Linked DNA regions of Homo sapiens: region 1 is linked to region 2. The links are chromatin contacts, found by Hi-C in ENCODE. All regions are on one chromosome and are shown on one strand. Each heading gives the region's core, a stretch centred on a gene start or an enhancer-like site at or near the end of the contact. The rest is flanking DNA. Distances are from core to core; before and after follow the strand shown. Region 1 overlaps COL23A1 (collagen type XXIII alpha 1 chain). Region 2 holds the start of ZNF354A (zinc finger protein 354A).

Region 1 (4,375 bases), core at 1,351-3,850, 270 kb after region 2:
TTTCTGAAGAGCAGCAGGCCTCCTGGTATTTACGCTGCATGGACCAGGCAGGCCAAAGGGCTCATACCTGCACAGTGTCCGCAGCCACAAAGGGAGGACCAGATGTTTGAGCTCTTCCTTGTTTATAAACAAAACGTCCGTTCCCATCCAGACCCCCTGTGTTTACACCGCGGCAGGGCTGGGGGCCACCGTGCACATTTGGAAAGCATCCTTGGGGAAGCCTGTGTCCCGCTCGCCTCTCAGCTGTGTGACGGAGTGAGTTCATCAACTTCTTCTCCCCTGGCATCCTCATCGGCAAAGCAGAGACACTAACAATACCTGCCTCATAGGTTGGGGTCCCAGTGGCGGTTTCCAAAGTGCGGGGGACAAGGTGTGGCATGCAGGGAGTGCTCCTATTATCGTGATTATTGTGGTTTTTCCTGCATCTTTTCCTGCCCTTTCCTCCCATCCTACTCCCACACCTTTCCAGACCCGGTAACAGTTTCACTCCACCTCACGGCCTCAGCCCAGGAAGAGAATACCAAATCCACATACATCTTGACCTTTCTCAGAAAAGAAACTTATTTCCACACATCTGATGAAAAGCAGTTTTCTGAAACACTTAAAATTCAAAAATGCTTATTTATTTTCTGGAAAGAATAGAAAGAAATCCTTAATTTACTTGCATCTTACCTAGCCTGAAGTAAAAACGGTGCTTGTAGCTTAAGGGTATGCAGCTCTCAAGATAACTGGAATCTTTGGAGCAAAAAAGCCCATCCGTGCTGCTGAAGTTCAGATGCACTTAAAAAAATAGTTCCCTTTGTGTCGCTGCGCGGTGAGGCGTGAAATTGCACCTAACCATCTGCTGACGTGGCCTTTGCACATTCCAGCCCTTGCAACCTTTGGGTAAGGTACATGGTGCCAGCCTTCAGCTGGTTCTGCTTTGCTAATTATTCCAAATAAAGAGCAAACGCCGCCTTCCTGTTTCTCTCCTCCTCGTTCCGCAGTCATCTGCTGTCCGTAAATTTTCACCAAGTTTCACACCAGTTTCCATTTTGGCTCCAGCTCTGAAGACGGAACCATGGGGACATTTGTTAATGAAAAATCTGGGAAATTTGATGTGGGAAACGTTCTTTTGCTACAGGCATCTAATTGTTGAGAGGATCTGACTCGTAATTTGTAGTTAAATTTGTTAAATCCCGGAAGGTTTTGATTTTTTTGTTTTTGTTGTTTCAGTAATGCAGAGTCAAAATTAAGTTAAAAAATTGTTCTACCTTTGTATTTGGCCTGGTCGTGCATTTTCATCAGCTGTTATGGATGGAGGATACTGAATAGCACAACAATAGTAATTTGGGGATTACTCAATGGGGGTGATTTATAGAAACTCGAAGCTCTTAACATAATGTTTTGTTAAAAATGCTTCCTCTTGTTGTGCCTGATTTAATACAGATTCTTCTCTTTTGTTCTTTATTCCTTTAAATGACTGAAGTAAGTTAAATGCATACAGGTTTATCTTAGCCTCAAATGCAAAGATAAAAGGAATCAATATGAAAAGCACCCTATAAGTTACATCAGTGACAGAAGAATGTTGAATTTTCATTACTGACCAGAGTAAATGCCTCAGCTGCTTTTGTTTAAAAGCTGTGTTGGGGATTGGGCCTGATTGCTGGGTGGGGGGGAACCTCTTGGAGACTCCATGTCATCTGTGAAATGACAGTAATAAAACCAGAGTTAAATTATGTGGAAATGTTTACCATGCATGGCACAGAGGAAATGTTGAGTAGATGGCTACTTATATCACAAGCCCCTCCTCCCATCCTTCCAAAATGCTTAATAAGCTCCTACTATGAGCCAGCAGCTGTGCTGGGTGCCAAGAACACAGTGCTGTGCAAACTCACCAACTCAAAACCAATTTGCAGTGCACCGTCTGATTGCCTGGGCAGGAACTTTCGCGGCAGCTCCTTGAAGTACCACAACTCATCCGCCTCTTCCCTGACATTTCCTTCTGTTCTTGAACTTGTGTAGAATTCATTGTCTGTGTTCTCCAATTTGCACCCCTATATTTTCCTCCAACATGCCATTGCTGTCTTGAACCCCTGTTATTTCGAATAGGATAAAAAACCCTACCAGTGTCCTCAATATGTACGGAGAACATGTTGTGTGCTTGCCAAGACTTCATTTTATCCTCTCACAAACTCCCTGTTAGGTGAATATGGTTCTCTACCTTGTATTACAGGTGAGGAGACTGAGGCAAATTGCCCAAGGCCGTGAGCCAGCAGGAGCTTCTGTTTGTAAGGACTGTTGCATGCTGGCTACTCCGGTCTCTCCAAGTAGACAAATCATTTAAAATACCCTCAAAGCATTCCCACAGTTATCTAAGCTATTAAAAAATGGTTTGTACTTTCAGAGGGCATTGCCTGCTCACCATGATGCCGAATAGGCCCTCCTTGGGTGGACTCTCCCTGTGGCTAACCAGGCCCAGCGACTGCTAGAGCCCAGTTTGAGAAAGCTAGAGGCACTGGGGATGGCAGGTCCCTTGGCCTGACTCTACTCAGCTCCTCTTCCAGGCCTGTGGGTGATGGGCCTGTCTTTGCCGCGGCTGCCCCTTGTGGTGGAAACAGCCATTACAGCTAGGAGAGGTCACCAGGACATGGCCAGGCTGGACTCGTGGCGGTGGCCAGCCTGGGCACACACTGATGCTCCTGTGGAGAGTCCTTGTGGCCACAAGGTTGGGAGAAGTGACTTGTTCTTGAGGGGCGAAGCAGCACGAGGAATTCGGCTCCTGGGCTGCAGCCAGTTCCCATCTCTGCACAATTTCGTGGAAGTCCCCTGGTCCTGCTGCCAAAAATGTAAAGTGGCTTGTTTCTGTTCCCCAACCTGCCTTAGAGGGCAGCTCTCTTAAAGGGCTGCCATCCGACTTTCCCATGGGAGTTTATGCTATTTATTTCTTTACGTTTAAAAAAAATGGGGGCATGAGCTGAGACCCCCACAACTTGAATGTTATAGAATAGGGGAAGGGGCAATCTTGGGTGTCTCTCTTCCCTCCCGCACTGACTGAAGACCACAGGGCAGCATGGTCTGGGGCTTGTTTTTTTATTTTTGTCCATATATCCTAGCAACATACGGCTGGTAAGACCTTTTATAAAATGTGGAGGCCAAAAAATGTCCATGCATGCCAGGGGAACAGGCATAAGATAAGAAAAGCAGGGCAAAGGGATTCCGTGGATTTTCACTGGAAGCAAAAGGCAGCCAGCTAGGGTGGGATACTTGTCAGACTGCATGGAAAGCATCTGGGAAGCCGAGGCTGCTCAACAGTGGGAACCTGAAAGCTGTTTTCCCGTCTAGAAGAGGAGAGAGCCACACCAGGATTTGGACATCTTTTACTATTTCGCCCTCTCACAGAAGCTCTTCTGAGAGCCCAGATGATGTTTCCCAGTTTGGATGAACAGGTTATTAGGATTATTTTCTCCACTTGACAGAGCTTTCCTTACAGATCCCAGCAGCCCACCTGGCACTGCCCTGTCTCGGTGGCTAGACGGCTGGTCCATCCTACTGGGATGGGCAGTGCCATGCTCATCTTTGCCAAGGGCTTTTTTCTTTGTGGTTATTTTCCCCTTGGGGTAAAGAACTGTGGGTGCCATCTGTCTGTGCCTGGGGAAGGTGCTTCTGTAGTAGGTCTGCTGTGAATTGTTTAGTTGATAAAATCTGGGGGTTCTGCATGGCAAATCCTCTGAGTTCTTGGCTGTTCAGGAGACTGTTGGAAGTGATTAGGAAAAGCAGAAATAAACACACTATGAACATCACAGCTGGGCTTTCCCTAACAAATCCCAGGTTCGATGCTTTTAAAAATCTATTTCTATAATTATAAACTAAGGCATACACATAATAGAAAACAGAAAATATAAAGAAGGAGATTTTAAAAACACCCATTATACCACCATAAAGAGATAACAGTTGTTATTAACATCGTATTGAATTTTCTTCTTTTGGCTTCAAAATTGTATGTGTGCGTATAACAAGACAGAACACTCTCTATTAGTTTTGTAGCTTTTTTCCATCCTGGCCATATCATGAACATTTCTCCATGTCATTAAATTGTTTAGGGAAAAAAATCTTATTTGAAATGTCTTCTAACCCTTTTTATATTAATTTTTTGAGACAGCATCTTGCTTTGTCACCCAGGCTGTAATGCAGTGACACAATCTCAGCTCACTGCAACCTCCAACTCCTGGGTTCAAGCGATTCTCCTGCCTCAGCCTCCCAAGTAGCTGGGATTATAGGTGCACGCCACCACGCCCGACTAAGTTTTGTATTTTTAGTAGAAATGAGGTTTCACCACGTTGTCCAGGCTGGTCTCAAACTCCTGACCTCAGGTGATCCACCTGCCTTGGCCTCC
Region 2 (4,559 bases), core at 859-3,358:
GTTAATTTGCAGATGCCAACACATGACTAATGGTCTTATCTCAAAAGATTAATCCACACTAAATTAACATAGGACCAAGGCCTCAGGATTGTATAGCCTTTCGTCGTGAGAGATTCCAGGCTTTGTGATTCTGACAGACAGGCTGGCAGTTGTCTCCTCATAAGGGATGGTAGCTGGTTAGTTAATTGGTCAGTCAGTCTGCCTGGTACACCCTGTTACTGCCTGCCTAACAGTCACTGCCCTCCTCTTCTTTGTCAAGAACACCAATTTTGTTCAGTGAGCAATGCGCTCAGCTCCAGATGATGAGATATGATGGAGCTGCTTCAGTTCAGGTGAACTAAATTCCCTGTGATTGGTTCAGAGGTGAGGAAGTGACCTAATTCTGGCCAATGAAATGCAAGAGAAGGATGGAAAGGAGCTGAATGGGTTGGAGGAGGAAAAGGGATGGTGGCTTCTGGAAAAGAAAATAAAAGGTGATCATCATGTGGAAGTTAGTCCTTTTTGTTTCTGTAATTTCCTTCCTGATATTGGATGTGGCTGTGAGAAAACTGGTTCCTGGAGCAGCAGCTATGCTGGGCTCTTGAGTGGAGACCATAGCCAGAACTTTGGGTGGCAGAGCAGACAGACGGAAAGACACTGAGCCCTCGCTGATGTCATCAAGCCACCAAACCAACTGCGGTCAGTTCCTTCTGCCTACCTCTAGATCGCTTTTTAAACAAATAATAAATGTCATGATGCAAGCCACTGTTAGCAAAGGTTTCTGTATGTTGGTGCTGGAAGTATTGCTAATGATACAGCCAATTTTGCAAGCCTGGAAATTGTTTTCTCTCTTAAAAGCATTCATGTCATACATGCATATGGTAAAGCAAAATGTTGAAAAGTATATCAAGGTGTTAAATAGCAAGTGCAAGTATTATTCCAGCTCCCAGTACCCTCCTCAGAGGCAACTACTTTTTTTTTTTTTTTTTGAGATGGAGTCTCGCTCTGTCGCCCAGGCTGGAGTGCAGTGGCGCAATCTTGGCTTACTGTAACTTCCGTCTCCCGGTTCAAGCAATTCTCTGCCTCAGCCTCCTGAGTTGCTGGGACTACAGGCGCCCGCTACCACGCCCAGCTAATTTTTGTATTTTTAGTAGAGACGGGGTTTCACCATCTCGGCCAGGCTGGTCTTGAACTAACGTCGTGATCAACCCGCCTCGGCCTCCCAAAGTGCTGGGATTACAGACATGAGCCACCGCCCCCAGCCAATTAAACGTTTTTTTTAAAAAAATAAATGCAATGGAATGCAATGAAGCTATCAAAAATGCCACTGAGGGAGAATATTTATTGACAAATTCAAATGTTCAAGGCATATTCTTAAGTAGGGAAGCGCCAAACTTTCTAAATGGAGCCGGTGTTCTTTTTGTAACTGAGAAGATTTAGTTTAAAAAAAATATATATATATATACACACACACACACACACATATACATACATACATCCGTTGGCTTCACAGTAGCTGGCACCTCCCTCCCCTTTGCTTCAGGCACTTCCTGGGAGTCCTCGTCCATTCTCACCTCAGCGACGAAACCCCTCCACATACCCTGTTTCTCCTCACATTTATCCCCGAAAATGTTATATAATTATGTGTATGGCTTATTGTCTGCTCCCTACCCCCCAAAAAAATGTTCTCCAGGGCAGTGACGTTTCTTTCATTGATTGATACATGTGAAACCACTTGCAACCGTGCTTGGCACACAGCAGGTGCTCAGTGCCCCTCTGGTGAATAACTGAGGGGCACTAGGTCTGTTCTGGGCCGTTTTCCTGCCGCCCACGCCCTCCCTCCCGAAATTCCCACAGACACAGAGTTGCAAGTTACTGCCCTCAGCGAACCTCCCCTTATCTTCCCTATAACCAGGAACCTGGGGCCCTCCAGCTCACAGGGGCCCTCTTGTGGCATGTGGGCGCGTAACAGCTCAGCCGGGACCCCGCCTCAAACGCATGGAACTACACTTCCCCGAATGCAGGTGTCCTCTCGTGGACTCCATTTCCCAGCGGCCTCAGCGGCTGCCCCGCCCCTCCTGGTCCCCGGCGCGCCGCGGGGTGAGCGGCGCCGGGCCTGAGGTCGCCCAGACGCCGTCGGGGCGGAGCCGGGTCGCGAGGCTGCATCCCGGCCGGCGGTTCCGGAGCCTCGCGGCTGGGGAGGCGCGGCCCGGGACGCTCGAGCTTAGGGAGGTGAGCGTCGGCGGCAGGCCAAGCCGGTAGGAGGCGGCGCCCGGCACGGGGACTGCCTGCGGCTGCCGAGGCTCCGAAAGCCTTTGTGGGCGCTGGCGGGCACCCCCGCGTCTGTCACCGGCCCCCGCGCCGGGATCTGGACTCTCGCCCCCCCGCGGGGCGCTCCCTCGCCGTTGCTGGTGCACCCGCGTCCGGCTCGCCGTGGACGCCGGGCCTGGCGTTTCCTCCCGGGCCCGTCCTGCCCACTCCATGTGGGCCTCGCGGACTCGGGGCACCGGGACCCCGAGGGCAGGGCGGACGCAGCCGGGCCCCGGTTTCCGAGTCCGTCCCCAGGACGGCCACCCCTCCCGCCTCGGGACACCCAGCGCTTTCCTCTTCAGAGCTGGTGTTTGGCCGGGCGCGGTGGCTCACGCCTGTAATCCCAGCACTTTGGGAGGCCGAAGCGGGTGGATCACGAGGTCAGGAGATCGAGACCATCCTGACTAACACGGTGAAACCCCGTCTCTACTAAAAATACAAAAAAAATTAGCCGGGCGTAGTGGCGGGCGCCTGTAGTCCCAGCTACTTGTGAGGCCGAGGCAGGAGAATGGCGTGAACCCAGGAGGCGGAGCTTGCAGTGAGCCGAGATCAAGCCCTGCACTCCAGCCTGAGCGACAGAGCGAGACTCCGTCTCAAAAAAGAAACATCGTGTTAGAAATGGGATACATGGGGTCGGGCGTGGTGGCTCACGCCTGTAATCCTAGATTTTTGGGATGCCAAGGCGGGCAGATCACCTGAGATCAGGAGTTCGAGACCAGCCTGGGCAACACGGTGAAACCTCGTCTCTACTAAAAATACAAAAATGAGCCGGGCGCCTGTAGTCCCAGCTACTCGGGAGGCTGAGGCAGGAGAATGGCTTGAACCCGGGAGGCAGAGCTTGCAGTGAGCCGAGATCCTGCCACTGCGCTACTGCACTCCAGTCTGGCCAACAGAGCGAGACTCCGCCTCAAAAAAAAAAAAGCCGTTTTCCGTGGAGTCGGGAGATGATTCGTTGGCGGGAGAGAGAGGAACCGGCTGGGAAAGGCTTGAGGCGGAGGGAAGTCGTCCCGGGGCCGTCGTGGTGGGAGTCCCGGCCCGCCTCGCAGCGGCGTGAACGGGGCAGGTGCCCCGGCGCTGCCTCAGTTTCCTGAGCGGTGCAGTGGGTGCTGGCAGTGCCAGCTGGCGCCGAGGAACTCAGCGGCGTGGGGCGAGCCCTGGCCCTGGTGGGCTCAGCGGGTCGCTGCTGCCACTGCGGCTCCAGCGTCCCCTCCGTAAGCCCCAAGCCTGTGGGGCCTGGGCCTGGCCGGGCGGCCCAGCGCTGCTCTGGTCCGCGGGCTCCTGGCTCCTCCCGAATCCCTGTGAGGGCGCGCGGGGTCCTTCTCAGCGGGAGTCGGGGTTTTAGAGCTGCGGATTCCAGGGCTGGAAAGCAGAAGGGGTTCTTCCTGGCTCCCTTTTTCTTCTCAGATCTGCCTTCTGGAGACTGCGCCGTCCTCCCGGGAGAGCCAGAAAGAGGACATGGCTGCTGGGCAGCGGGAAGCGAGGCCCCAGGTGAGCTCATTGCCCTCCCAGATCCCAGTGGATGGATTTTCCCCACTAACTGGAGTTCTTCACCCGGGACCATCTCCAGCCAGGATGGAGCCCAAGTCCTTTTCTCTTGGAGGAGCTGGTCCGCCCTCATGAGTGGTGGATTCTGTAGGGAGGACCACCCACCCTCCCCACCCGTGTCTAGTGGTTCTCTTTTTTTTTTTTTTTTTTGAATCTCGCTTTGTCGCCCAGGCAGTGGCGGGATCTCGGCTCGCTGCAACCTCTGCCTCCCAGGTTGAAGCAATTCTCCTGCCTCAGCCTCCCAAGTAGCTGGGATTACAGGCTCCCGCCATCACGCCCGGCTAAGTTTTTTTTTTTGTGCTTTTATTAGAGATGGGGTTTCACCACGTTGGCCAGGCTGGTCTCAAACTCCTGACCTCAGGTGATCCACCCGCCTCAGCCTCCCAAAGTGCTGGGATTACAGATGTGCGCCACTGCACCCAGCCCGAATAAATCATTTTCTGTACACATTTATTTGTGTGTGTGTGTTTGTGTATGCATGTTACCATCTATGTTACCATTTTAACCTTTTTTTATTGTGGCAAAATATATATAACATAAAATATACCATTTTAACTTTTTAAGTGTATAATTCAGTGGTATTTTAGGTACTTCCGCATTGCTGTGCAGCCATCATCGCTATCCATCTTTATTGTGTAGATTATCACATTTATTTCTTAACCCTAAGGGGCAGGCATTAAAAGGCAGTTTTACAGAGTAGTTAAGAATGCAAGCTCAGTGAGACA

The links. Hi-C counts contacts between places; a loop is a spot of excess contacts on that map. Pooled maps may share reads with other maps.
Region 1: a map of naive thymus-derived CD4-positive, alpha-beta T cell shows a loop between it and region 2 (22-fold over the local background). The contact joins the enhancer-like site here to the promoter of ZNF354A in region 2. A Hi-C loop is called at or near these places in 2 of 168 maps with a recorded cell type or tissue (HCT116 and naive thymus-derived CD4-positive, alpha-beta T cell) and 7 of 50 pooled maps.

Annotation. Positions count from the first base shown.
Region 1 is chr5:178,459,521-178,463,895 of GRCh38, reverse strand. All of the region lies in intron 2 of COL23A1 (collagen type XXIII alpha 1 chain), which reads left to right. LOC124901148 (a long non-coding RNA gene) reads left to right here. Exons shown (of 2, transcript XR_007059080.1): 1 at 1-4,375. Among named protein-coding and RNA genes, the nearest start is that of COL23A1, 130 kb to the left of the region's middle. RefSeq lists an enhancer at 1-70. Within about 2 kb of position 2,600, at least 6 of the 41 ENCODE cell types and tissues checked have a DNase peak (open chromatin) inside an H3K27ac peak, as active enhancers do.
Region 2 is chr5:178,728,208-178,732,766 of GRCh38, reverse strand. ZNF354A (zinc finger protein 354A) reads left to right here and starts at 2,108. Exons shown (of 5, transcript NM_005649.3): 1 at 2,108-2,211; 2 at 3,694-3,777. The coding sequence starts at 3,745. RefSeq lists silencers at 1,929-2,268, 2,339-2,568.